7 separate regions of the Mus musculus genome follow, and all the other regions are linked to region 4. A link is a loop called in an ENCODE intact Hi-C map of the cell type or tissue named here. Cell type or tissue: left cerebral cortex. All regions are shown on one strand.

Region 1 (4,000 bases), 520 kb before region 4:
CCCACCCCTACAAAGGGACTTATAGCTGGGGCTTAGGCGTCTGCCTGCTGGAATACATTTGAAGATCAGCTTGTGGAACACAAGGAAAAATCTGTCCCCTAATTGAACATAGACCTTCTGTGCCAGCAGTGGTGGTGAGGAAGTTTTCTAGAGGAGCGCCTTGCCCAGTACCATCTCTCACAAACCCTCAATAAATACTTGAAAGGAGAGAGACTTGTTTGGCACATGTGTAGAAACAGCAGAGCTTTGCCCATGTAGCTTCTTTCACAAAACTAGACAAAGCCTGCAGACACGGGCTCTTGCTTTTGAGGGTCTTTAAAGTTGATCTTGGAAAAGGGCTTTTCTTGGTTTTAAGAGTCAGCATGGCTGCTGAGCACCTGTTTGAGACTTTTCAATTTTATTTGTGAGACCGCCTCGTTGCTGGTCTTGAATTCACCAAGTAACCAGGCCTTGAACCGATCCTGCTCCCAAGTGAGGACAATGAGAATCAGCCATTGTAGGAGGGACTTAGCCTAGCAGGCGCAGCCTCCTGTTCTAGCCAACCTAGAACCTGCCAGCATTGCTAAAAGACTGCTGATGCTTGACCAGGCAATGGAGCGAGCCAATGAGAAAGAGTCAGTACCACATCTGGCTACTTGAGAGCCAATGAGATGCTTGGGGGGAGGGGTATAATGGTTTGCTGAGTTCCAGCAATAAATGCGTCTGCTTTTGCCACTTGCCTGACTCCTAGAGTCTGTGTTGTGGACTCTGGGCCTTCTTACCCCCATCCCCAAGGCTCTTGGTCAGGGTCACACGCAACAAGCCATCACACCTGGCTTATACTACGCTGGGAATCGGACCCAGGTGTGATCCATAATTTAAATATCAACTTGACACACCCTGGATAGAGAGCCTCAGAGACATCATCTACATCGTGTTGGCCTGTGGGGGATTGTCTTGACTGCTTTCATTGATACAGCATTTCTCAACTTGGTCGTCGTGATCCCTTTGAGGGGTAAAACGCCCCTTTCACAGGGGTCACCCAAGACCTTCGGAAAACATAGATATTTACATTATGATTCATAACAGTAGCAAAATTACAGTTATGAAGTAGCAACGAAATAATTTTATGGCTGGGGGTCACCACAGCGTGAGGACCTGTATAGAAGGGTTGCAGCGATTAGGAATGTGGAAAGACCCATCTCCAGTGTGGGCAACACCTGCTGATAACATCGCAGATAAAAGGGCACAGAACAAGGCAAGTATTTTGCTTTATGATTATTTATTCTTCACTCGTGTGAGCCGGTTCACCCATCCTGTCAGTGATGCAGCTCACCCCTTCAGTGATATCAGAACCGGCCTCCACTCTGGATTGAGGAACTCTCAAGGGGTCCTCCGGGCTTTCGATGGCAGATTGGGACTGTTGAAGGCACCTTGCCTCTGTGGGCAAAGCTTGTGGATTACTGCATTCCTGATCTCTCCACTGTGAAATAGTCTACTCCGTTCTACTCTGACTATCATGGAAGCCAATTTAGTATATTCTCTTTTAACACATATATTCTTCTGTCAGTTCTGTTCCTCTTGAGAAGCCGATGAATACTTCAGACTTCGGCGCTCGCTTAGAAAGCATCCTACCAGCTGAGACCTGTCCTCAGTCTAGGACTTATTTCAAAGAATTCCTGTGAAAGACGAAAGTGCCCAGCGTTCTTCTGACATTTCTTCTGTTAAACAGGAATGAGTAATATCCCCGTGGTTAAGAAATGCCTGGCACCTGGGGATGAGACGCTCCCACCCACTGATGTCAAGGAGGCTCAAACGGTCCAGCCCATTCTCCTGTTGTCAAGCTGGTTCTTATTTATATCTGTGAGTTGGTGGCCTCTGGTTTGCTGTGTCCTTTGAGCGCTATAATCAGTGTGGCACAGTCGTGGTTCCAATCCTATGAATAGTTCTGTCCCAAGCAGTTCTTACATCTCACGGGTGCCTTCTCTTCCCTGAATCTTAATTTTCTCATGAGTAATTGGGAGAGAGGGCAGAGCAGGCTTAAGTCAGACCCTTAATCGGATGAGTTATTTCTAGATGCTTTAGACGGTCCATCCTGCTGTGAAAGAAAGCGAGAGGAGCTTTTCCTCAAGGCTCCTCCTCTCCCTTCTTTTCTGAAAGCAAAGCAGGCTTATTTAGAATAGCTCGAAGCAGAAAGCTGGTACCAGTTCCTTCATTTAGGCTACTTCGAAGTGTTGTCTCCAGGCCAACATCAGAGACATCACTGGCACACTTGGAATATTCTGGAAATGCACTTGTATTTCACTTTGGCCTAGATGTACCCCATTCCTGTGGCTCCCAGCAGGGAAGGGAGGGACACAGAGAGAGAAAAACAGAGGGGATGGGGGAGATGGGAGAGAGGAGGAGGGAGAGAAGAATACTCACTTCTTGTATATGCGTCCACGGGCATGCGTGGTGCATGTGTGGAGGTCAGTCTCCAGTGTGTCTTCAGGGGTCTTCTACCTTCTGAGACTGAGTCTCTCACGGATCTGAAACATGGTCACACAGGTCAGATGAGCAGCCCATCAAGCTTCCAGGGATCTGTCTGTCTGTCTGTCTGTCTGTCTGTCTGTCTGTCTGTCTTTCCCCGATCGTCCCATCTGAGCATTGTTGGAAGTACCGGTGTATATCACTACACTCAGCTTTGTAACGTGGGCTTTGGGGATCTGAACCTGGGTCCTCATGGTTGCAGGCCAAGCGCTGTACTAACTGAGCTGTCTCCCAGTACTGAAGTTCCTGATTTAGAAGTCCTTCCGTGATTCTGTTTCAAGCTAAGGATTTAGAAGTGCTGCTGACGCCAGAACTATTAACACAGAGGAGACCTCTCTGACTCTGGAGGATAGAACTTGGCTGGGGACTGAGTGGGTTAGAACTCACCTACAGGGGCTGAGCCCACTCACTGGGTCCCTCCCTCTCTACACACTAGAGAGAAGGGAAGAGGGAGGGGATGGTGTAGACAGCTTAAGGCAGGCTATACATCACACAGACCAATGTCAAGGGTGTAATGTGTAAGATATCCACCACAGTCATTTCTAGAGGCTCATCCACCTTAGACTACTTTAGGGATTGTAAGGTTTGGTTTTTATGAAAGTTTAAAAGTACTTGTACTGTGTGTATGTGTGTACATGTGTGGTGTGTGGTGTGTGATGTGTGATGTGTGTGTATGTATGCATGTGTGGTATGTGTGGTGTGTCTATCTGCACATGCAACACACAGGCAGAGTCCAGAAGAGGGTTCTGATCCCCACCCCACCCCCACCCCTGCAGCTGGAGTTACAGGATCCATCAGTCACTGGTGGGATCTTTGGCTGCTTCTCCTTTCTGGTTATTGTGAATCCTACAATTTTGGGCTGATAGATTTATCATTGAGATCTTGCTTCCAGTTGCTTCGGGCTTGTATCCAGATGTGGTTGCTGACTCATGTGGTAAAGGTAGGTTTAACATTCTGAGGAACCTCAATTCTCTCCCCCTGTCTTCCCCTCCCCTCTCTCTTCCTTTCTCCCCTCTCTTCTCCCTTCCTTTCTTTTCCCTTCCCTCTCTCCCCTCTTCTATCCCCTGTCTCTTCTCCCCTCCTCTCTCACCTCCTCTCTCCTCTTAGAGACAGGATGGTCTAGAATTCACTATATAAAACAAGCTGGCTTTAAACCCAAACCCTCAGCGATCCCCCTCCTCTGCCTCCCAAGCTCTGGGATTTAAGGCATAAGTCATCTCCACTGGCTTTATACTGGTGTTTGTAGTAGCTGCACTATTTCATATTCTCACTAATCATGCATATGGATCCTAATTTCTCTACATCTGCACCTATACCTGTTCCTTTCTGGATTTTGTTTTGCCTCTTTTTGTTTTTATAATTGTCTTAGTTAGGGTTTTACTGCTGTGAACAGATACCATGACCAAGGCAATTCTTATAAGGACAACATTTTAATTGGGGCTGGCTTACAGGTTCAGAGGTGCAGTCTATTATCATGACAGGACACATGGCA
Region 2 (4,000 bases), 310 kb before region 4:
TGACTTTTCTTAAATGTAAGCGTTTCAGATGCATCTTTTTCTTATGACTCAAAGTATTAATAAGCTGGATCTTCCGACCTGCCGCAGAATCAAAGCTTGTCACAGGATAAAGCCAGCTCTGGAACATGGCCAGGTGTCTTCCTTTTACAGTTACATGGTTATGATGATGGCAGACACTCATTTTTAAAACAGATAAAATACAAAACCGTGTATGCTTATGTACATGTTTGTACACACCTCCAAAGCTTCAGAAATCTAATTTATGGCCATAAAAATGAGCAATGTGGGATTTCTGCAGAGCAGCTATTTGATTGACGGAAACAACACGAAATTAGGACTTTCAAGGGCTCCGTGGATGCCCACGACCTTTAGTTGTTTACTTTTCAAAATTATGTTACACTAAGCCTCATAAAGAAAATCCAAGACTACTTTTCATAGCATGCTCGAAGAATCAAAGGAACAACCGCTCCCCCTAGTGGCCAATGGTAAATTAGCAACAAAAAGAAATTGCATTAAAATTCCAAACACAGAGGAAAACCGTTCACTCCAGAGGAAGCGCAATCTAAGGGTAGGCACTGGGATACCGACTTTGTGCCTCTGTGTATTTCCAAGCAGTTCTTGGCCAAGCTGCTTCTCCTTTTTCTGTTGGAAGTGTGACGCACAAGTTTGTGGTTGGTTTAAAGGCATTTGGATTTTTTGCATGTAGCAAGGGTGCATATTTTTGTTATGATTCTTTGACACAGAGTCTTGGAACAAAACAAACAGATGTGAATACTCTCCTTAATTTATGATAAAAAGCCTAGGTCCAACAGAGAAAGTGCCATTGTGTTCTCCAGTTATCGCTGTGGTGTACCTGAGACACTCAATCAGTAGGAGGAGGTGACGTCAGCTTCACAGCTCTCCAGAGTCCAGCCTGCAGTCACTGTTCTGGCATTTGAAGCCTGGATGGGGTGGCACCTCGTATTGGGGTTTATTGCAAAGCAGATCCACTCCCCTCATCCCAAGAGTCAAAAGAGAGTAATTGCCACAATCCATTGCCAGGACACATTCCTGAGTACCTGAGATACCCCCCCCCCCTTGTGCTCTGTGTCCTAAAGGTCTGAAGTAGCCCCAGCTACTGTTACCCCAGGGTCCAAGCCTACTCATACGGACTGTGCACATCCAAACTAGGGAAGCTTGTAAAGGCTTTGTTTTGAACTGTGTGCACGCATGTGTGTGTTTTCATTCATCTTGTGCTGATGTGTGTGCTTGCATGGGCATGCTAGAAACCAACCTTTAGTGCTGTATTCTATGGGAATCTTCCATCTTGATTTCTGGGGTGTGGTTTCATACTGACCTAGGGCTCACAGATGACTGCCTCTACTGACAGGCAAACTCTGCTCCAGGGATTTACCCTCTCTGCTTCTCTGGGGCTGGCTAGGTGCTTAAATCATGTGGTAGCCCCCTTTACCTGGGTTCTGGGGACCCAAGCTTTTATAAGAAGCACTTCACTGATAGAGCCATCTTCCCAGCCCCTCCTGCGGTTGTTTTAGGTTCCTTTTTCTTTTCTTTTCTTTTCTTTTCTTTTCTTTTCTTTTCTTTTCTCTTCTCTTCTCTTCTCTTCTCTTCTCTTCTCTTCTCTTCTCTTCTTTTCTTTTCTTTTAAAGTACATACAATGTCAATGGCAACTATCTGGGACATTTTTCTATTAAAATGTGTTTATTGCTTAAAATGGCAAACTCAGCTCTAGAAAGTCATTGCAAGTTGAAACTTTCTAATTAATACGGTTTTAGACACATCTCTGAAGATTTTTTTCCGAATGAGAATAAACCAGTGGCCACAAAGGACAGGAAAAGAGAGTAAATCTCACATGATAGAGAAAGCAAAAGTGGGCATATCGTCATACATGCTTAGAGTTTTGAAGCTTACCAAATACAGTTCAGAGCTAGCAAGTCATTGGCCATGCACTTTTGCAAACACTAGGGGGCAGTGTTACAGACAGCAGGGAGACTGGACTGGACAGGAATTTAGATTTCTTGCTGCACTTACAAATGGGTACTGACACTTATGGGCTGTTTATATACGTCAGTTCCCACTATTTTCAGCATTCTGTTAAGAACTGAACATCCTTTAATAGGAGTTCTGTCCAGGGAATTGCTGGGGGGGGGGGGGGAGGAAGAAGGGGAGGAGGCAGAGAGGCATGGGAAGAGAGAGGAGAGAGAGAAAGGGAGGGAGGGAGAGGGAGAAAGAGAGGGAGAGGGAGAGAGGGAAGAGAGAAGAGAGAAGAGAGGGGGAGGGAATGCCAGATACAGGAATTCGGGCCACATTGCACAATTCTACCTTTTAACAGAGAGCCAGAGGGAGAAGCTCCATTTATTCTGTATGAATTCAGAGTACTGCTGTGTGTTGCGGAACCCACGCGTTGCACATCAGTAAAAGAACTCAGGCGTGCTGGAGAACAACCCTCCTAGGAGTTCCCGGCTCTCCCAAGCTTTCAACTGTCTTCCTTATGTCTGGTACTGGAAGTGGAGTGATTTTTTTGGTTGATGGTTAGAAATGGTAATACCGAAAAGAATGCCTGAATGAGGCAAAAGGGGGGCTCTGTGAAGATAGCAGGGATGGCTGGCCTGTGGCACAGTGGATAATGTGTCTGATGACAAAGTGGAGGGAAGCAGAGTTTCCCATCATTCACTGCTCACCGGATACGACCACTGGCAATGGCGTATTTTTTGAACTCCTTCCTACTTCTGTCTCTACCCCTCCCATTTCTGGGCTGCCCTTCGGCCTGAATCAACCTCTCTGGCACTGGTCTGTTGGTTCCTTCATGTGCTCCACCAACTCCGGGGACTCGCCACTACTTTAAACTGTTTGGAGCCTGCAACCCCAGAGCTGGGGACACACAGGCAGGCAGTTCTCAGAAGCTCGCTGTCCAGCCTGTCTAACGGGATCAAAAACTCCACTTTAATACCTGTCTTAGGGTTTTGCTGCTGTGAACAGACACCATGACCAAGGCACGTCTTATAAACATTTAATTGGGCTGGCTTACAGATTTAGTGGTTTAGTCCATTATCAACAAGGTGGGAGCATGGCAGCATCTAGGCAGGCACGATGCCGGAGGAACTGAGAGTTCTACATCTTCATCTGAAGGCTGCTAGGAGAACTGACTTCCAGGCAGCTAGGGTGAGGATCTGAAGCCCACACCCACAGTGACACACCTACTCTAACAAGGCCACACCCACTCCTACAAGGCCACACCTCCTAAGAGGGCCACTATCTGGGCCAAGCATATACAAACCATCACAGCCTCTTATTCTCATACAAATATAGATCCAAATGCACATATATACATGCACACACCCACACCCATACTTTAAAAAAAATTTTTTTTGCTAGATTTCTATTGACACTGCCTGTAACTCAGATTCCAACTATCTAGGCTCCCTGCATACTGTGTTTATTGAAATAGGGGATGAAACTATGTATATTTTTTCCCCTATGAGATCTCAACATCGGGGTCCCACAGATTGAGGGAAGGTATTCCCCCAGGGAGTCTGCCAGGTGTGTGTATTCCTGGTCCCCCACCACCACCACCACCACCACATCCCGGAGCCCCTGATTCACTGATGCCCCCTCACAGCCTTTTCAAGAACCTTCTTCCCACACCATCCCTTGTCCCCTGGGTTCTTGTACTAACTCTTCTGAGACTCCACCCATCTTCAAGGACAAGAAGGTGAATGTCAACTAGACCATTCCCTTCCATTCCTGGCCTCTCCCTCTTGCCTGAGCTGACCGACGATATTATTTCTTTATTTTTGCATAAACCTTCAGAGCTAGCAGGCTTGCCAAGACTCTCTGACCGTTGAGAGTGTTCTGCATAACGGTGGAAGGCTCCTGGGGCGCTCAGTACAGACTGGAAAAGCCTGTGTGCTGGTGTTATAATTAACTGGATTTCTTCCTGCAGAAGTGAAAATTACTGCAGTGTATTTAGATTCTCACAAGAGTTGTTGAGCCTGGGTGAGGG
Region 3 (4,000 bases), 75 kb before region 4:
TAGAGGGAAGGAAGAAGCTGGGGCGGGTGAGGGGGGGGCATGAGAAGGATGGTGAGGGGAGGCTAGAGTGGCTTCTTCAGGTCAGTTTCCCCAGTAACTCTCCAGTCCTAAGAACAAAGAAAGACCTGCCTTTTTCTTACCTTTTAGGGACAGCAGGAAGCTTTATGGACTCTGTCCTAAAAGTACAGGCCTGTGTTTTCAACAACTGTGAAGTTTCTATACATGTATAGAAGAACTTTGGCTAGTCACTTACCCAGGACTCTTCCTTATCCTCCATCCCCTTCCTGGAGCATAAGGGACCCAAGACCCTACTTCAGTAAAATAAAATAAAAATAAAAATAAAATGATAAAATAAGTAGTCAATATCCAGCTTTGCATCTATCAAAGTTTAGAATGAATGTTTCCAAATTTACAAACTCACTGCTCAGTAGTCAGAGAGCAGGACCAGTAAATAATAACTCTGTTATGTTCCATTGACCTGGGGCCACAGTCAATTAAGCATCAACTTTTCTAATGGGACATTGATCTTCGGTATCGCGGCACATTGCTTGGGCCAGTGTTTATGTCCCGATGTCCCTGAAGCACTGCAAGCCAGAGACTTGTTATCAAAGACCAGTTATCTCAGTGACAGACTGGCTTATCTGCTAGGGGAACAATCCTCCACACAGTGCTTTCAACAGCTGAATTCTTTCCAGCACTAAGGGAGTAAACACAAAGCTCACTTCTGCCTCTTTTAAAGTAACAGGAAGGTCACAGGACTGCAGATCTTCCCCAGAAGCCCCACCCACTTCTGATCTTTCTCATTGGCTACTTTTGACGCAAGAGATGCTGGGAAATGTAGTTTTCAGTTGGGCACGGTTTTCTTTCAATAAAAGGAATACATACATCATCTACCATTTTCACCCCCGCAAGTGCAAGTTCAGATTCTGAATGCCAGTAGACAGAGTTTCATAGGGTGCCATTAACACCCCAGCTGCTCCCTCTATGCACACCCTTCTTCTTCACCCCCTTTTCAAAATCGCTGGTACCTTATACACTTCCTAGAAACATGATGCGCGACTTTAGGTGACTGGGATGCTAAAAAGTACATATGCTAAGGGATAATGGGATGCTAAGATCTATTTTTTACCTAATCTGCCTCCAGAGACAGGAAGCTATGCTAGAAAGAAGCCTGGCTTGGTTGCTGGCAGAATTGAGAGGCTAATTAGAAAGCAACACTTGAGCCTGTAGTAACTGGTCATACTTCTTACTTTACGTATCTGTGGGGTGGGGGCATGGTGGGGGACTATCAGTAGGGTTTTAAATACCATCTATTGCTTTTGATAATTGTTTGTAGTGTGACTCGCATAGGTTCACGTGACAGATATCGTCTTCAGCAAGAATCTCGGGAAGTGAGATTTGAGAGATGGTGTAGCAGTCAGGAGTATCTTGTACTCTTGCAGAGGACCTGGGCTCAATTCCCAGGACCCACATAATAGCTAACAACCATCTACAACTCCAGTTTCAGGGATCAATGCTCTTTTCTGCCCTCTGGGCACACAAGGCACATACATGGTACCCATACATGCAGGGAGACACTGATACACATAAAATAAAAACAAATACTTTGTTTTAGAGTGTGAGGCAGTAAAGATGTAAGATCATGCTTTGATTGGGCTGCAGAGATGCCTCAGTGGTTCAAAGTATACTGCTCTTACAGAGGCCAGAGTTTGGGTCCCAGCAACCACACCAGGAAGCTCAAAGCCCTCATAACTCAAGATCCAACAGATTTAAGAACAGCTTCTGGTCTTTGTGGGCACCTGCGCTCACACATACACATAATTAAAATATTTTTTGAGAAGATAAAAACACTTTAAAGGATTATTCTATAATTGGCTCTCCCTGGTTGGTTTATCAAATTAGTACATCTTCCTTGAGGAGAGATAGGAACCAAGCACACTTTTGCTTTCCTGAAAACAGAGTTTAGGAAGCTCCAGATAAATTCCTTGCCTCTTATTGAAAGGATTTCCTCGGAGTCTCTGAAATAATCTTGGTTCTCTTACCTTAGACTATAATTTGTCCCTCCGATGGAACCAGGATAAGCTTTAAAAGCTGTGAGTCTCAATCTGTGGATAGCGACCCCTGGTGGTCGCACATCAGATATCCTACACGTGAGATATTTATATTATGATTCCTAACAGTAGCAAAATTACAGCCACGAAGTAGCAGTGAAAATAATTTTATGGTTTTTGGGGGGGGGGGGTGTCACAACATGAGTAACAGTATCACAGGGTCTTAGTCTTGGGATAGTTGAGAACCATAAAGAATAATGTGTATCTTGTCTGGCATGACACACATTGTAGAGATGCTAGAGCATTTTAAATGGTTCCTTAGGGCCTAGAATTTGTGGGATACGTTAGAAGACAGCAGATTGTCACGTCTGAGAGGATAGCAAACCCTTTCCTGGTTGGGGACGGGAAGTGACTAACACATGGTCTTTTTCTTTTTTTTTTTCTTTTTTTTTTGTTTCCTTCTCTTCTCTCTCTTTCATTGATGCCTTTTGTTTTTGAGACGGGTCTCACCATGTAGCCCAGGCAGGCCTTGTCTTTCCAAATGCTGCACTTACACACGTGCAACGCCACACCTGGGCTCAGCTGAATAGTCCTTTATAAATGTAAAAAACAAAGACGATTCCTGGTAAGGACTTCTCTCATCTTTACCACCCACACTGTTAGAGTTAGGCATGTTGACTAATCCTGCTTCCTCTTTTTATGCTGCTTTGTGAACTTTCTCTTTTATGGAGGGATTGGTAGGTAGTGAACTGTCTCTTGCCCTCATGTCTTACACTGTAGCCTTGGGCCAAGTCCAGTGCTCCTCTGAACTACAGAGGCCTAAGTCCCTGAAGGGTGTGTCGGAGCATTTGGTCAGAGGGCCAAACGTTTCTCAGGGTAAGCTGGTGTTTCTACATGGCAATAGGTCAAGACTAAAAATAGGATTATAAAACCTCCTTCTGCCCTGACTTGGCGAGTCGGAGGAGTCTAGAGGTGACATTTCCACTCTTCACTTCCACTCGCTATGGTCAAGTTCGTGTCCGTATCACAGTGCAATCTTGACTTTCTTGTAGATGATAAAGTCCCAGAAGCACTTTCTCAGGTCAGACACTCAAGTCTTCCGAGGTCCAACTCATTAACAGGAGTCTCTGTCTATAGCAGAATATCAGGACCATCTGAGGGAAGGGTGGCTGAATATTCCGAGAGCATTGGAGCATCTAATTCTGACTGCAGAGTCTCCTTTCTTCCTTTAATCGATGCGTGCCTGTCACTTTGAAACACGCTATGAGGAGATAGCCTGTGCCCTAGATAGCTTCAAACTGTGGCAAGAAGAGACAACTATGTAAAGGAAAGAATGTCACTAAATGTCCAGTACTGGGGTTAAAGGGGTCAAAGACAAAGTGGTGGCTGGGTGTTGGAAAGTGAGAGGCAAAAAGAAGCAGCCGAGTTCCCTGAGGGCATGGCCCTTGAGTTGAGCTTTTGACTGCCTTGTGCTATCTTCGTAGGCAGGCTATGGGAAAGTGTTCTTGGTGGAATGAGTGAGGCAAGTCAGGGAAACCCAAAACAATAATCTCTCTCAATATCTGCAGGGCGATGGGTCTGGCTATCGACTACAGAGGGTCAGACAGACCATCAGGAATCAATGAGGAAAAAAAAAAAAAAACAATTCCCATGAAGATTAAAGATTGCAGCTTGCAGGCAGTACACGGTGTCTTCATTCTTTGTGGGCTGCTCTGACACCATATTGATAAGGAACAGGAGACTTCTCACTGTTCTGGAGGCTGGGAAGGCCACGATCGAGGAGTTCACATCCTGAAAGGGTCTTGTGTGTCATCCCATGGCAGACAGTGGAAGGACAAAGAGTGGCAGGGAGCTAAACTCGTCTTCTCAAAAGCTCATTCTCTCCATAACCCCCTCCCTCCACAGCCCCCTCCCTCCATCTCAGCTGTAAGAGCCTCTTGGGGGACAAA
Region 4 (4,000 bases):
GCCTGACCTCAACTTCAGGTCTCTACATGCGCACACAGGCAAGTACATACTCACACACACAACACATGCCAACAAAACAAAACAAAGCAGTGATAAAGGTCGGATGCCCTTTATTGTTTCAACACATGCCCACAACATTAACTGCTAGAATAACTTCAAGGAACCACAGGTCCCAGGAGGGGGATAGTTTACACAGTGTGATATTGACGTTGGCATCATGGTCTGTGCCCAGCCAGTGACTGTCCTGTGTGGCTGTAAGCAGTCTCTTTAATATTCATCTAACCGCACCTTGTGAGGCTGCCTTGCAGGTAGCTAATGGGCAGGGGATGAGCCAGGGGATGTAGAGTCCTTACAGAAACGCCTGCTGCAGAGCACCGCTCACTTCCTCCATGTTCAGTCGCAGGTGCTGCCTAAGCTGTGCATAGAGTCCTGGAGTCTGATACCGGCCTAAAGACAACGGGGGCATTCCTCACCCCCCACCCCCAATTTGTTCATGGCTATCATTTGCAGGTCAAGCTCTCTACCTGAATGAGCTCTATCTTTTCAAGGGAGCACCGTTTTCCAAATGCACACACAAGCCAAGAACTTTCCACTCACTACCCAGTCAAGAAACAGCAAACAGATGTCCCTCTGCACACCCTGGGCTCCGCCGCACCCACTTGCCTTCTTGCGCTGTAGGCATTTATTTTCCTTTGTGTGCTCTCAAATGAAGCGAGCTCGCTGTGGTGGCTGCTTCTGTTCATTGTGGTCCTGACAGGATCGAGAGTCACCCAGAAGCAAGCACCCAGGCACACCTGGGAGGTATTACTTTGGGCTTGCCTGTGAGAGAACCTCCCCCTATTAGGTTAACTGAGGTGCCCTCAAAGTGAGGAGCGCTATTCCCTGGGTTTTCATCTTAGGTTATTTCAAAGGAGAAAGCTAGCAGAGCATAAATATTCACTGTTCTCTACTTCCTGGTTGCATGTAGCTGCTTTAAACCCTTGTTACTATGAATTTCCTGTCATGGTAAACTCTGCCCTTAAACTGTAAGCCAAAGTAAACCCTTATTTCTGTGTTTGTGTGCATGTGTGTCCATGTGTCTTTGTGTGTGTGTGTCTGTCTGTCTGTGTATTTCAGTGTATCTTTGTGTGTGTCCATGTGTCCTTGTGTGTGACCATGTGTGTGTGCATCTCAGACAAAGCCATTAGGTGTCCTGCTCTACCGTGCTACACCTTAGCCATTAGGTGTCCTGCTCTATCATGCTACACCTTAGCCATTAGGTGTCCTGCTCTACCGTGCTACACCTTAGCCATTAGGTGTCCTGCTCTATCATGCTACACCTTATTGCCTTGACACAGGGTCTCACTGAAGCCAGAACTCTTCATTTTTGCCTAGGCTGCCTGACCAGCAAGCCCCAGCTCTCCTCCTGCCTCCCTCTCTCTCTCTCTCTCTCTCTCTCTCTCTCTCTCTCTCTCTCTCTCTCTCTCTCTCTCACACCTCACCTCCTGACACCTTGTACTGAGATCGCATAGGCAATGCCAGGCTATGCCAGGCTTCCTAAGTGGGCATTGGGGAGCACAACTCAGGTGGCTCTGCTTGCACCAAGTTGCTTTCCCCTGTCCCTATTCCTATTGTTTATTGTTAATCGAGCCAGAGTATCGGCGGTTGTGCCAATTAAGCAGGCGTATGAGCTCCTCTGTGATGAGGTAAACTGCTAGACCTGTCTGGGTGTTCAGAACCTGTCCTTACCAACTCAAGTTTCAGGTGGCAGCTCAGTTTTTATCTCTGGCAGCAGACAGAGATCTATCGTATCTAGGTCTTTGCACAAGAAAAGGTGCTGCAGATGTGCAAACAACATTAACAGGCACGTATCCCACCAGCAAGCATCCCACACTGTGTAACGAAAACCTTAATAAACTCAGTGCCTCCAAAGTCCATTCCTAATAGCTATTTGTAGTTTTGTCAGATCTGGGACCACAGGTTCCAAGTCCCCTTCCTCCTCCCGGGTCCCTAACTTACAAATCAAAGCAGTTTAGCAATGGCTCAACGAGGATCCCCTCAAGTAGCCAGTTGTTGCAAGTAGTTGTATTGAGTCTGATACAAATTAAAATGTGGTTACAAATGTAACACTAAATAGAAAATGACTACCTGCTTCTAAATATATTTCTGTCAACAGAATATTAGAATTAAATTTCTAAGTTCCAAACTGGCACTTCTTTTCAATACTTACCTTTATCAAGCTTAAGATAAATGGTAATTTTAAAAGTGCCCCGTCATAGTTGAGCAGTGAAAAATGGAGCCTTACATTGTAGACATGTGGCCTACAGCGCCATCTTCTGGAGTCATCTGGTAGTGATGGTTCTGCAATTTTTTTCCAAATAGAAAACGTTTCTCAAGATTGCATTTAAAGTGCCGAAAGAATACATAACAATTTACTTCTAAAATCCCCCAAACGAATTACAACAAAATAGTTACCTATTTTCAATCTGTTTCAGTAAACTGGCATTTTAAATCAACCGAATGAAGACTGAGGCATAGCAAAAGGAAAGGAAAATATTCCCCAAATAGGCTCTGAAATCTGATACTTGGGAAATGGAAATTGGGCCAAAGTAAACCAGCACTGATACTTCCCACCTCCATATGATCTGTGTGCATAGATTTGCCAGCAACTTGACATTATGACCATAAATTTGGGACCCCAAGGAACGACCTCAGCTATGTTGTTCCTGGGGTCAGACAGTGCGTTAGCCCAGGCTTGGGAATCAGCATTAGCTACGTTTGGGTGTGGTGCACCAGTGTGCCCAGCACAGCAGGTCTGAGCTGCAGCCCCTGGGTGTCATGCTTCTGCCAGGCACCTCGTGAGGGTGGTGTAACTTGAAGACACTTTCCATGAGCCCGTCTCGAGATAGGATTGTACTGATTGTTTTTCTCCATAAATGTAGGGCTAACCATTTAAAGGTCTGAAGAGAGGCATGACAGAGTAATTTTCCTGAAAACTGTGTTTTCAGAAATGGTTACGTAGGCTGAGCAGAAATTAAACCTGAGCATGGAGCTCATCATTCATGGGACATTGAGGCCTCTGTGTTTCTCTCCTTAGACGTCACACTCACACCAACCAGGTCCCAAGCAGCTCTTGAGAGCAAAGGCACCAGACAGACACAGTCTAAGTAAGAGAAGCAGACTTTCAGGCCCCGCCCAGTATAGGACAGTGAAGTCAGAGTATCCAGTGTGGAACTGAGAGTATAAGCTGTTCACAGACAGTGCTTGTGTCTTAAACTGTGCAAATACCAGGGCGGTAGTTCTCAACCTGTGAGTCGCGACCCCTTTGGCAAACCTTTTTCTTCAAAGATATTTACATTACAATTCGTAACAGTCGCAAAATTACAAAGCAACAAAATAAATTTACATGCATATATGTGTGTATGTGTATATATATATATATATATATATATATGTATTTATATTTATATTTATAAAGTAACAAAAATCATTTTATGGTTGAGGGGTCAGTTCAACATGTGGGACTGTATTAAAGGGCCCGCAGCGTTAGGATGGTTGGAATCGACTGTACTGGGGATTCCATGACTGTGAGTGTGATCCACACAGCACATTTATGGTATGGATTATCTTCTGGACATCTTCTCTGTGCAACAGCGGATCTCTAAGCAACGATTCTTGTTCTATATTCCTACTTCTATGAGTGCTATGTCCTCAGGCACACACCAGAACAGGGCATACGATCCCATTACAGATGGTTGTGAGCTACCATGTGGTTGCTGGGAATTGCACTCAGGTCCTCTGGAAGAGCAGTCACTGCTCTTAACCACTGAGCCATCTCTCCAGCCCCTCTACTTCTCTTTTCTAAAAAAAAAAAAAAAAAAAAAAAAAGGACCATTTAAAATGTATATCTCAATGCATATAAATCCATTCTCCCCTCCCCCAAAAGATGTTGGGATTGTCAGACTTATTAGTCATTCTCTGGTCATCTGACTCATCTGTTGGACTCTTCATATCTGCAGTA
Region 5 (4,000 bases), 61 kb before region 4:
AAGCTTGGTTGGCAGAAGATAATGCTTGCTAAAAGCAAGGTCCAGACTGTCCCGAGAAGCCAATATGGTCTCCATACAAACTGACCAGCAAAGCAGGAATGAATCCAACCTCCTGGTACTTGAGACTTTATTGCAAACTCAGACACCACCTTCTCAGACCTGCTCTCGCGCTTATGATATATAAGCATCTATAATGTATAAGGAATATGAATTTTCATAGATGGGAGGATGTGATTTGCTTTGGTGTCTATAATCGTAAGTGGCATAGCTCAGCCCCCACCCTCTTGGTCCAGAAAGTTACTGAAGCCTCTGAAGCCATTGTTTCTATAAACAGATTCTCCTACACGGGGACAGTGTATAATGTAGCAATCCTGAGAAAGAAAGTTCCTAAGGGCCTCTGTTGTCACAGCAGCATGAGGAACTAAGCAGCCAGAAGCAAAGCTTCAGAAGAGAGGGTTCCTCCTTTAATGGCCTTGAGGTTGCACGTCTCTTGATTATGCTGCTTAAAATACTCAGTGTCTCTGGAAGTCACCATCAGGGCACGCCGAGCATCCAGGTGTCAGTTGCTAGCACCTTGCTCAGCATAAAGGAGCCAGGACTCCTGCAAGAAACAGCTGGATATGTGATTAGAGTAGGAATGTCAAGGTGGATCTGGAATGTCTTCTGTTGCTCCAAAGTAAGTGTTTCAGTTGGCTGTCTGCGGCTGTGATAAAACACAGACCAGAAGCAACTTTTGGAGCAGCCATCTCAGCTTATAGGTTATTCCTATATTGTGGACAGGGTATGCTCCCTCACTGAGAAAAACCAGGATAAGAAGTCACAACAGGAACCTGAAAGCTGGAACTGAAGCACAGGCCATGGAGGAAAACCGCTTACTGGCTCTCTCCCAGTGACTTGCTCAGTTACAAGTATTTTTGTACAACCAGGGGCCACCTGCCCAGGAGTGGCACCATCCCCAGTTGATGAAAACTCACCGCCACAGCAAAGAACAGGCACTGCCATCACTACCAAAGTTAAATGACATATATGAATACAAGGAAGGAGGTCAGGGGTGGAGGGTAGGGAGGTCACACACAAATCAATAGAAAAAGTTCAAGAAGTCCAAGGCTGGAACACTTTGACCAGAACTAAATCAAAAAGTATTAACACATAGTTCAAAGTATGAAGCAAATATTTCGAAGCCCATGCTGGTGTAAGCAAACAGCTGAATGTGCGGGAAAGACCGTGCAGGCTACTGAGGGAAAAGAATCACAGAAAGTATACAGGGCGTGTGGCTCATCGTCAGGCCCCTGCCTCAGGGCCTGTGCTCAATCCTGAGATGGGAGGTGGTGCGACTGCTCCCCTGGCGAAGGATTCCAGATTCCTTCAGAAAATGCTTCACTCTCAAGGAAGCATTGAGCCTAATTCCCCACAGCCCTAATATGAGCTGGCACGGTGGCCTCCCTCCAAAACACAAATGCATGAGAGCAGTACCCAAGCAAAGGAGAACAGAGAGGGCAAGGTTTCAGAGGAGAAAACTGGTGGCTATGGCCTCAGCCAGAAGGTAAACAACCGCATTTGTTATAATGATGGACGGTGAACGAGGAAGGGAGCTTCGCCTCCACAGCCTGCCTTCCCCAGGGTGATCGCAATAGAAAAGACAAGGCAGACGTCTCTTTAAACGACTGGCATGGCTCAGGACCCTCAAGGTCCTCCATGCCAGAGAAAGATGGAGAGTTCTAACAGCCCAGGACAGCCCCGAGAGCCATTTCTACTACACAGAATGTAGGCGCGGCAGGACCAAAGTCACAGAAATGCCAGTATGACCCAAAGTTTGATAATGATGTGTTGATATCGGTGTGCAATGACACATGTTCTTTATTAACAAGTTATTATGCTGAGAGACTTAGTAGGGGGCATATGGGGATTTTTCTGTACAATTTTAGAGTCTATAAAACTAACTGAAAGTTTATTTTAAAGATGTGATCAATTTCAGTATTATATACTAAGAGAGGCACAAAAAATGTTTTATTTCCACATAACAGTTGAGCGTATGTGTGTGTAGGTGCTTTGCTTGAATGCATATCTGTGCACCAGCCAGAAGTGGGCTTCTGATCTCCTGGAACTGCAGTGCTGTGAGCCACCATTTGGGTGCTGAGGGCCTAACCGGAGAAGCAAATTCTCTTAACCACTGAGACATCTCTCCAGCCCCCACTTTCAGCTTTTTTTTTTTAACTTAAATGATACAGATGCTTTCTTCTGAATAGACATAGATTATAACGTTACAAAGTCACCAAGTAGCAAACTAGAGTCAGACAGGCACTGCCCAGTAGCACGCTGTGCTTGAGGAAGATTTTTGGGAGCTAAGATGATTCTCCAAACATGTGGCCTCTAAAATGTCTGGATGAATATAATTATAAAATATGCACAACGTCTATCTCTTCAGTGTTTTTGCTGTATCCCATCAGTGGAGTGGACACATAGTGGAGAAAAGAAAGGAAGTGAGGGGCTTGGCGCCAGGGATAATGACAAATGCCTCCCTTCTCGAGTGACCCTGATGGGATGGGATATTTGGTTCTTCTGGCATGGATATGCAGAGCACTGCTTTCCCCTCATCCTCTGAAAAGCCTTGTTAGCTTTGCCCCTGGACTCTCTCACCTTGAACTAATCTGAAGGGCACTTCTGAGTTTCTGAGGATTCACCCTCCCCCCCCCCCCCCCCCCCCGCCCTGTGCTGCTTAAGAGAGATGCATGTTGGGCTAGAGAGATGGCTCAGTGGTTAAGAGCACTGACTGCCCTTCCAGAATTCCTGAGTTCAATTCCCAGCAACCACATGGTGACTCACAACCATCTGTAATGGGATCCAATGCCCTCTTCTGGGGTATCTGAAGACAGTGTGCTCATATACAATAAATGAATAAATAAATAAATAAATAAAATCTTTAGAAGAGAGAGAGAGAGAGAGAGATGCATGTTGTGTATACAGCCTTCTAAGTTCCTCATCCCATAGGATATAAATCAGTCAAATTGGAAAGAAATAACTAGTCTCCTTAAAAAAGTCCTTTCACACTGAAGCAACTGCATTGTTGTTGTTGTTGTTGTTCTCAGACCATCACGGAGAAGCACAAAATGAATGTCCCAGAAACGATGAATGAAGTCCTCGATATGTCAGACGATGAAGGTATGGCAGTGTCCTCGAGGGGTTGCCATGGTGATGAGTGACCCTGTCTCTGTTGCTTCCTGAAGAAAGTCTGTCACAAACGTGTTTTGGGCGAGGGGTGGAATGTTTAGATGTTGGTAGTTGTGTCATGGGAGATGAGTATTTTCATACACTCTTATTATCACTTAAATCATGCAGTAAGGAAAGCCAGCGCCCCCGAAAAGCTCAGTGATGGGGAATATATCTCAGACGGTGAAGAAGGTATTTACAGCTCTCTCGTGTGATGAGACTTAATCTCCCGGCTCCAGCTCTCATTTCTTATCTCTGAAAAGTAACACTTACTCCAGTTACTAACCTCTCATGTCATTTCGAGAATTAATTTGGGGAGGGGGGAGTCATTTAAAGGCTGGCCCCGGGTCCTATCTTATCCTCTTTCAGACCTGATTTCTTAAGCCCACTTCTCACCGTTAAGCAGAAAATAATGTCACTAACTATGATGGTCACTCTCTCTCTGTGGTCTCTGTCAAGCAGAAAACTGAAGTTTTATTGTTTATATCTGAATCTAAAAAGGGGAAGCTTACTGTTTAGAGATGTTTTGTTTGTTTCTTTTTTTTCCTTCCTGTAAAAGGCATCCCTATAAGTTGTAGGGTGAGTGCCTGGTCCACAGCATGCTCTGCAGTAAAGTCAGCTTTTGATGTTGGGACCAAGCATGAGAACTCACCCTGAATCAAAGCATCCCAAGCTGTATTTTCAACAGTGGCTTGAAAAAGAGATTGATATGCAGTAGGGCTGCATTTCATGTACTCAATAAAGCTGACGTTTTCTGCTTTATTCAAAAGGATGATATTCTTGACCATGGCAT
Region 6 (4,000 bases), 54 kb before region 4:
GCCAGGCTTGAATGCAGACAGCAAATACTAAAAGAAAAAGAAAAGCTAAGTGTGTGTGTGGTAGAAATAGTTATCAGGAAGGGATAGGGGAAGATACAAGAAAGCTATTCCAGCACTTGGGAGGTAGGTGGATCTCTGTGAGGTCAAGTTCAAGGCCAGCCTGGTTTACCTAGATATCCAGGATAGTCAGAGCTATCTGGAGAGACATTGTCTCAGAAAAACAGCAATAGAAAGATACAATAGAGCAATAAAATTTAGGAAATGGTACCTTGGACAGTGAGGACATCATTCAGCGCATTCTTGATCCAGGAACATTCGATGTTCAACGAATTAAAGTCTGGGTTGTTCACACTGTTCGTTGGTTTTTAAAAGTGTATGGTGAACAGGTTCACAGAGAAAGAGCTGGCCATTCAATGTGATGACCTGGAGGTTGGATCCCTAGAATCCCATAAATGCAGAGTGGGCAAGGCATCTCCCTGAAATCCTAGACCTGACCATGGAGTCAGATATATGGCACCCCCTAGACAAGCAGATTAGCTGTACTAGACATGCCAAAGACCTCTGATTTCTGGTGAGTACTTGCCTCAGAGAATCAGGTGGAGAGCAACTCAGGAAGACTTCTAATATCACCCTCAGAGCTACACACACATGTGAGCCCCCCTACACACACACACACACACACACACACAAATACATGCCAAACCAAGTGTGTATTTAAGAGAAAGAACAAATCGTGTTCTTCACAAAGTAGTGATATTATGGGCTAGGGAGATGGTTTAGCAATTAAATTGCTTGCCCCCGTGTGCCTGAGAGTTTGGCTAGTTCAGATCTCCAGAGCTCACAAGTAAGTGTGAGGGCCTAACTGTAATCCCAGTGCTTAGAGAGAAGAGACAGGAGATCCCCCAAGTCAACTGGACAGCTGGACCACCTTACAACAGTGAATAAGGTGATCAACGTACAAGGAAGAATCCTGTTGCCCTACACACACACACACACACACACACACACACACACACACACACACACACACCACATACTCCACCCACATACCACCCACACATACATCCCACACATTGACAAACAGCGCAGACGCAGACACATACACATACCACACACACAGACACCCCTGTGGCTAATAATATTTTTAAAGAATTTACTGACATGACAATAGAAATAAGCCTCTTTCCCACTATCTTAGTATGAAGATGAAGCAGGCCAGGGCACATGGTCAAAGGCAGTTAAGTACAGATAGAGTTTTGGGTAGATTTTAAGAACTCGGGCAAAGAATTTTCTAAAATTTGTAGTATGGGGAGGGGGGTGGCTGTCAGCAAACATCTTCACCCACTGAACCATGTCTCTGGCCCTCAGAGAAAGGACTTTTTGTAATCCTCCTAGAGCACTCTCACTCAGGAGAGAGTAAATATAATTTGCTTTGGCATAATCCAAAATGAAGGGGAGTCTGAAGGACCGGTCTGGGAAGTGTGAAGCTGGCTCGGCCTACCAGGAACGGTCCTGCTTGCCCAATCTCTCTGGTAATCATAAGAAGATACAGAGCCATTATGTGAGTGGCTTTCTGAGCCTGGGAGGGAGCCAGAAAGATTAGCTAACCTCTGGGGAGGCAGGAGGAGGGCGGGGCATGGTGTTACTGTTGATAGGACCAGGAGGCAGGAGGAGGGCGGGGCATGGTGTTACTGTTGATAGGACCAGGAGGCAGGAGGAGGGCGGGGCATGGTGTTACTGTTGATAGGACCAGGAGGCAGGAGGAGGGCGGGGCATGGTGTTACTGTTGATAGGACCAGGAGGCAGGAGGAGGGCGGGGCATGGTGTTACTGTTGATAGGACCAGGAGGCAGGAGGAGGGCGGGGCATGGTGTTACTGTTGATAGGACCAGGAGGCAGGAGGAGGGCGGGGCATGGTGTTACTGTTGATAGGACCAGTGGGAACTGCTCCTACCCAAATTTTAGCATTTTGGGGAATACCTCGTGGGCAGTGTCTCTCTTCATTTTCCCCCCCACTGGGGTTTCTCTGCTTACCTTTCAAATGGACATTCATTAGCTGCTCGTGTGTCCTGGAGGTAAGCTCAAAATGATAACTTTGAAAACCTAGAAGGGAAGACCCTGTCTCAGCGTCATTTCAGTTGCCGTGATAAAAAAATAAATAAATAAATAAATAAATAAATAAATAAATAAATAAATAAAACAAAACAAAAACTCTTGCAAAAGTAACTTAAAGGTGAGAGGGTTTGCTTGAGCTGGAAGTTCCAGGTTTCAGTCCACCGAGCCAAACCATCAGGGGCTTGAAGCATCTGGTCCTTTACTTCAGAAGGTCAGAAGGACAGAGCGATGCTCACATGCACATGGGAGCTCAATGGTCCTTCTCCATTCTTTTAAAGATTTGGCTTTGCTTTATGTGTATACGTGTGTTAGCGTGTGCCTACAGTGGCCAGAAGAGAACTTTGATTCCCCTGGAGGAGGAATTACAGGTAGTTAAGAGCTGCCTATCATCGGTGCTGGGGACCAAAGCTAGACCCTGTACTACAGCAGCCAGTACCCTTGACCTCTGAGCCACGGCTAACTGCTCTTCCACACTGTGCCTTTCCACGTAGACCCTCACAGATAATCAATCCATCACACCCTAAGTGTTTCCTTCCAGAACATCATCTCCTGCAAGCTTCTTCACCTCCCACGTAGCCTAACCCCCACGCAGAAGCTCCAGAGTCTCCCTTGTCTCACGTTCATGTCCAGCCAGCCAGGAACTCTTATCTGCTCTGTTTCTGCATCCATAGAACCTCTCAAGTCTGCCTTCTCCTCTCCATTGTCACCAGCTCAGGAGCTTCCCTGTGGCAGGATCCAGCGGGTGCCTTTTGTGTAGCTGTCATTTGTTCTAACCCCGTAGACTTAGCTGTAAATTAACATACGTATTTCTATTTATTTGGAAGCTAGATTGAATGAGACTGAGGCTAAGATTTACTTATTCAGCTTTAGCACAATTATTGAGGGAATTATCTCCAATCTATATTCTTTCTTCATTTTAATGTATATGAGTACACTGTCACTGTCTTCAGACACACCAGAAGAGGGCATCGGACAAGTGCTTGTGAGCCGTCATGTGGTTGCTGGGAATTGAACTCAGGACCTCTGGAAGATCGGTCAGTGCTCTTACACTGAGCTGTCTCTCCAGCCCCCCTAATCTATTTTCTAACACTAAACTGGCTACTTCCTTAGTTGTGGTCCCCAAATACTTGCTGTTGGAGTCTCACCTTTGTTATTTCTGCTCCATCACTTGGGCACCTGCTCTTGGTCCACTACATCTAATGGAGACCTCACGTTTTCTCCATCTTCTTTCTTCTTCTCCTCCTCCTCCTCCCCTTTTTCCTCCTTCCTCCCCCTTTTCCTCCTTTCTCCTCCTTCTCTCTCTTCCTACCCTCTTTCTCTTCAAGGTCCCTACCTGTGACTCCCCAAGCCCAGTAACCAAAGACCCACCTACCTCTGTCCTCCCCAGCCGTTGGTTGTAGCCACTTTTATTTAACCAATAGCTTTAAATTGGGGAGCAAGGTTTATACAATAAAGGCAATGTATATGTAAGAATTTGGGAGCAACCAGATCTTGGGGTACAGAATTTAGCATTTTGACTACATAGCAGCACCAGACCAACCCCCAATGCTCAGCTGTGCACCCAGCTTCTAAAGAGGTCCTTACAACTCTACATTTCTTCTGCCTCCCAGCTTGACCCTCCTGGGCTTTCACTCCTGTTGTTGGGTAATTGTAACGTGTTCATTTTCATGTTTGTGTAACACCCCACCAAGAACTTACAATAACCCAACTAAGGTCTCTGCCCTCCTGTAGATGGCAATGTGGGTTCTTTCCAGCTTGAAGCTATTGCAAGGAAGCCTTCTGTTTACAGATACCCTCTTGATATGCATAGGTGTTTGCCTCAGGAGAGAATAGATCTATAGGTCCAGAGGTGGAGTTGTAGGTTATAGAAAGGCAGCCAGATACAC
Region 7 (4,000 bases), 94 kb before region 4:
TGCTGCCGCGCCTGGCTTTTTATGTGGGGATCAAACTCAGGTCCTGAAGATTGTGTGGCACACATTTTGCAAATTCCACCACATCCCTGGCCCACCCACCAAACAGACCTTTCTGATTGTCTGTCTTACCTGTGCTCACCATGTCTTTAAGTCAGCGTCATCTGGGCAGGGTTCATTCCCCATCGGTGCTCCTTACACCATTTAGAGAGAACCTCTCTGCTGCTGTTGGTACATGCTTGCTACCTGGCTTTCGTTGATAGAATGAACGTCAGAACGTTTTCTTGTTCAGCCCAAGTTCTTAGATTAGTACACAGCACTTATGAAGACACTAGATAATCTGTACTGAGAGAGAAGTCACAGATTGTTGTAAGCCTAGCTTTAAGGCAATCTGTCTGATCCCTTAAGCCTTTTTTATATTGCTGAGCTAAGAAAGCCTATCACTCCGGAAGCCATCCTTCAGTCACCATATCCAATATGAGCCCTTTCCGTTGGGCCACTTGAATTTTTTGTCTTCGTCTCTCTGTCATTCCCTGTGACACTGAGTTAGTTTTCCAGCCATACATCATTATTCTATACATCATTCGTGAGTGTTCTAGTTTCCACTTTCCTGCTGTGATAGAATATTCTGACCAAAAGCCATTTGGAGAGGAAAAGGTTTATTTGGCTTACACTTCTAGGTCATCCGCTTGCTTGCTATCTCAGGCCTATGTGTACCTAGCTTCCTCATACCACTCAGGCCCACTTGCCTAGGGAATGGTGCCACCCACAGAGGGCTGGGCCTTCCTATGTCAGTTGCCAATCAATACAATCACCTGTAGACATGCCCGCAGGCTAAGATGATTTGGACAGTCCTACAGTTGAGAATTCGTGCTTGGGCAACTCTAGGTATATCAAATTGATTGTTAAGTCTCATTAGGATGGAGCCTCTTTTTGTTTTTGACAATGTTTCCCACTGGCAGGCTCCGAGAAGTCCTGTGTTCTCTGAGATTTGTTTACTTTGCACTTCCTCTAAGACTACAGGAAAACATAAAGCAAAGGAGGATTTGGTGGAAGTGAGGGAGGATCTGTGTGGGGCAGTGTCAGATGGGAAATGCCCCAGCCCTTGGCGACACCTTTAGTGTCTCCTTTGGTTCAGGATAATAGAGGAGAATGCTTGAGGCAGGAACATTCCAACTCCCCAATGGCTGCCCAAGTGTTTAAATTCATCTCAATATTTATTACGCTTATATCCCCTTTTCTATCTGCATAACTCCGCTAGGCAGTATAGGAAAATACTATCATAAATCTCTTGCCTTTAAGGAATATGGGTATCTGAAATATGTAGCCATTTGTGGTAGTGAGATGGCTGAGTGATTTCACATTGCTTTGTCTATGAATGTTTCCTCTCATGCCACAATAAATGTAGGGGGGATAGCTGGTCTTGGAAAAGTCAGGTGTTCCTGGATCCCCTGGGCACACGTCCCAACATTTTTTGAAAACAGAATTTGTTGTTATCATAGAGGAAACGGCTTATTTGGCTTATTTAATGTGCTAAATTATACTATTGGTAATTTAGACCTCCCTTGTGGTAAATGAGCCTGCTGAGACTCTCTGGGCTCTCCCACTTTGCTTCCATACGTAACAGAAGCTCGAAAGGACTCACGTTAGCCTGCTTGGCCTTGATTCACGTATCCAACCACTGAGGGGTGACTGCCATTCTTCACAATTTTCCCTTCAGTGCTGGAGATGGACCCTGAGGGCTCCTATATTCATTTCTTCTCTGAGATCTTGAAATAAATCTTCAATCTTCATGCTGCCCGTGACTATTATTAAGCCAGGATGATTTAAGCTGCGGACTCTTCACTGGGTCAGTGGCTTCCTTTTACTTGCTGACGCATGGGGGCGCCAGACTTCTAGAAATGGATGAAGGTTTCCCTGCCACAGGGTAGTCTTGTTTCTGAAGCTCGGTAATGTTCTGCAAGGGCAAAAAAACAGCAAGAGTCCAGTGATTAGGAGTTGGCTTTCACTATTTTTTTTCTTGCATTTTTAAATGATAAATCCTACTGGGAATATAGTAACTTCTGGCCCCTGGTACAAACCATATAAGTTTTAAACTGGGGAAAGAAACTACCCTGGACTATTTTTTTTTCTTTAACACAAGAAAGAAAAGTTTTCTTTTTAAAGCAGGAGCCGTTCAAAAGGATTGTCAGTGCCTTTTAAAATCGTAAGGTATTTCCAAATGAAGCATCAGAGTTTTTAACATGTTCCTGTTTGTTCTGTTATTTGCCTCATTTGAGCTAAAAAGAAAAAAAAAAACAAAAAAAACAAAAAAACAAAAACAATGAGTCCTCTTCCCCTTCCGTGTTCCAGAATGGATTGTCGCCACTGCACATGGCCACACAAGGAGACCATTTAAACTGCGTCCAACTCCTCCTCCAGCACAACGTGCCCGTGGACGACGTCACCAACGACTACCTGACTGCCCTCCATGTGGCTGCCCACTGCGGCCATTACAAAGTTGCCAAGGTTCTTTTGGATAAGAAAGCTAGCCCCAATGCCAAAGCCCTGGTGAGTAGTCCTGCCATCCAACCCAAGCGAGGGTCTTGCCAGCGGCACATGATGCATCGCGTGTGGAGGGATTGCTCTTCCAGAGACAAAGACGGAATGCCCATTAAATCACTGTACTTTGTTAATCTTTCCAAATGTCCTTGGGAGTAGACAAAGCCTCCTGTGCTGGTGGGAATAAAGCTGACAGTGCAAAACGGCTGGTTCTTCAGGGCCCCACTCAGGTTCCTCTTACCTGAGAGAGAGCCTGACATTAAACGGTTATAAAAAAGACCGACCTGAACAGCTTCATTCACCTCACTGCGGTAATGTTATGATTCCTCCAGTTAGAGGGGTTTTGTTGTTTTCTTTCTGACGTATAGAATCTTGAAGCAAACTAGACATGACTGCCAGCCCTTGTAAGGCTGAGTCAGGAGGATTACTATGAGTTCAAAATCAGCCTGATCTACAGAAGGAGACTTTCTTTCAGATAAAAATAATGATAATGTACATATGTATGAATGATATGTATGTATGTACATATATATTATACATTTATACATGCATGTGTATATGTGTGTGTGTATGTATGTATACACACATATACATACATATATACATTATACATACATGCATATAAACAGACAGCTGGGCATAATGTCAAGAGCAGGAGAGCTCTGAGTTTGAGGCCAGCCAGGTCTGGCTAGTCCCAGGCTAGCCAGAGCTACATAGTGAGACCCTGTCTTAAAAAATAATAATACTATTTGTCCAAGAATTTGTGAGCTTAAATGATATTAACCTTTGTTGTTGTTTTGTTTTTTAATAAGACAATGCTTGCTATTGTTAAAGTAAATAACCCTTAGTACGGTTGAAATAAATAATCCCTAGTAAAGTGTTGACATTTCATTCAGAGTAAGCCCAGGCACTCAGAGAAAGAACGAAAATGCCCAGTCCCGGGGAAGACGTTGATTGACTAGTGATTTTGAGGTATAGGTTGACTCCAGCCAACCCTTCCTGGCAGGCTTCTGCTTCCCTCAAACGCTGCCTTGTGACCTTGCCTTCAGAACCTCTGTGCCTCTGCCTCAGGGGGGCCTGAAATTCAGTGGAGAGGAGGGAGCTTGGCACTCAGTACACAGCCGGCAGCGCCTTGGTCTTTGGAAACCCAACAGCGTCTACCAAAAAAAGTATTTTAGGAGCTGCTGGCCTGCCCAGTGTGTCAGAAGCCTCTGCCTTCTGAGAAGGGAGGGGACCTCTGAATGGCCATGAGTCACTCTTTTTCCATAGGAGAAAAAAAAAAAAAGTAAGGCTCTAAAGCAGGACGTGGCTTAACTTTCATTTTCCTATGACTCAAGTTTTCCCAACAGAGGGACATTGTAGTCAGTTACCCTGGGATGGATTATAGCCAAAAAGGAAAGAAAGAAAAGATAAGAAAAGCATTCCTGGGACCTGCCCAGGGGCACCTGCTGTATCTTTGTGT

The links. Peaks named below come from ENCODE experiments on the same cell type or tissue, not always from the same donor. Only the 100,000 strongest peaks of a DNase experiment are listed, where the experiment ranks them.
Region 1: a loop joins it to region 4, with 3 times the contacts of the local background. A loop is called at or near these places in 9 of 42 quality-filtered maps.
Region 2: a loop joins it to region 4, with 5 times the contacts of the local background. A loop is called at or near these places in 25 of 42 quality-filtered maps.
Region 3: a loop joins it to region 4, with 2.1 times the contacts of the local background. A loop is called at or near these places in 5 of 42 quality-filtered maps.
Region 5: it touches region 4 in a loop (2.3-fold over the local background); 7 of 42 quality-filtered maps call a loop at or near these places.
Region 6: a loop joins it to region 4, with 2.2 times the contacts of the local background. A loop is called at or near these places in 9 of 42 quality-filtered maps.
Region 7: a loop joins it to region 4, with 10 times the contacts of the local background. A loop is called at or near these places in 33 of 42 quality-filtered maps.

What each region holds. Positions count from the first base shown.
Region 1 is chr10:69,437,762-69,441,761 of GRCm38, forward strand. No RefSeq gene overlaps it. Among named protein-coding and RNA genes, the nearest start is that of Cdk1, 87 kb to the left of the region's middle. In left cerebral cortex, no CTCF peak of the experiment used is centred here; a DNase peak (open chromatin) is centred at 1,926.
Region 2 is chr10:69,654,556-69,658,555 of GRCm38, forward strand. All of the region lies in intron 1 of Ank3 (ankyrin 3, epithelial), which reads left to right. Among named protein-coding and RNA genes, the nearest start is that of Gm33464, 94 kb to the left of the region's middle. In left cerebral cortex, CTCF peaks have their summits at 485 (motif pointing left) and 1,958 (motif pointing right); DNase peaks (open chromatin) are centred at 135, 484, 864, 1,957 and 2 more places.
Region 3 is chr10:69,887,861-69,891,860 of GRCm38, forward strand. The region is part of intron 16 of Ank3 (ankyrin 3, epithelial); the gene reads left to right. Among named protein-coding and RNA genes, the nearest start is that of Gm33416, 23 kb to the left of the region's middle. In left cerebral cortex, CTCF peaks have their summits at 768 and 2,126 (motif pointing left); DNase peaks (open chromatin) are centred at 855 and 2,118; H3K27ac peaks cover 839 bases.
Region 4 is chr10:69,962,517-69,966,516 of GRCm38, forward strand. The region is part of intron 29 of Ank3 (ankyrin 3, epithelial); the gene reads left to right. Among named protein-coding and RNA genes, the nearest start is that of Gm33361, 43 kb to the left of the region's middle. In left cerebral cortex, a CTCF peak has its summit at 2,321 (motif pointing left); DNase peaks (open chromatin) are centred at 652 and 2,318; H3K27ac peaks cover 1,166 bases.
Region 5 is chr10:69,901,112-69,905,111 of GRCm38, forward strand. Ank3 (ankyrin 3, epithelial) reads left to right here. Exons shown (of 43, transcript NM_146005.3): 22 at 3,087-3,159; 23 at 3,337-3,399. Among named protein-coding and RNA genes, the nearest start is that of Gm33361, 18 kb to the right of the region's middle. In left cerebral cortex, a CTCF peak has its summit at 2,149; no DNase peak of the experiment used is centred here.
Region 6 is chr10:69,908,955-69,912,954 of GRCm38, forward strand. The region is part of intron 23 of Ank3 (ankyrin 3, epithelial); the gene reads left to right. It overlaps Gm33361 (a long non-coding RNA gene), which reads right to left. Exons shown (of 2, transcript XR_380548.4): 1 at 269-4,000. Among named protein-coding and RNA genes, the nearest start is that of Gm33361, 11 kb to the right of the region's middle. In left cerebral cortex, no CTCF peak of the experiment used is centred here; DNase peaks (open chromatin) are centred at 1,562 and 2,669; H3K27ac peaks cover 737 bases.
Region 7 is chr10:69,868,653-69,872,652 of GRCm38, forward strand. It overlaps Ank3 (ankyrin 3, epithelial), which reads left to right. Exons shown (of 43, transcript NM_146005.3): 10 at 2,350-2,547. Among named protein-coding and RNA genes, the nearest start is that of Gm33416, 4.3 kb to the left of the region's middle. In left cerebral cortex, a CTCF peak has its summit at 1,871; DNase peaks (open chromatin) are centred at 1,889 and 3,771.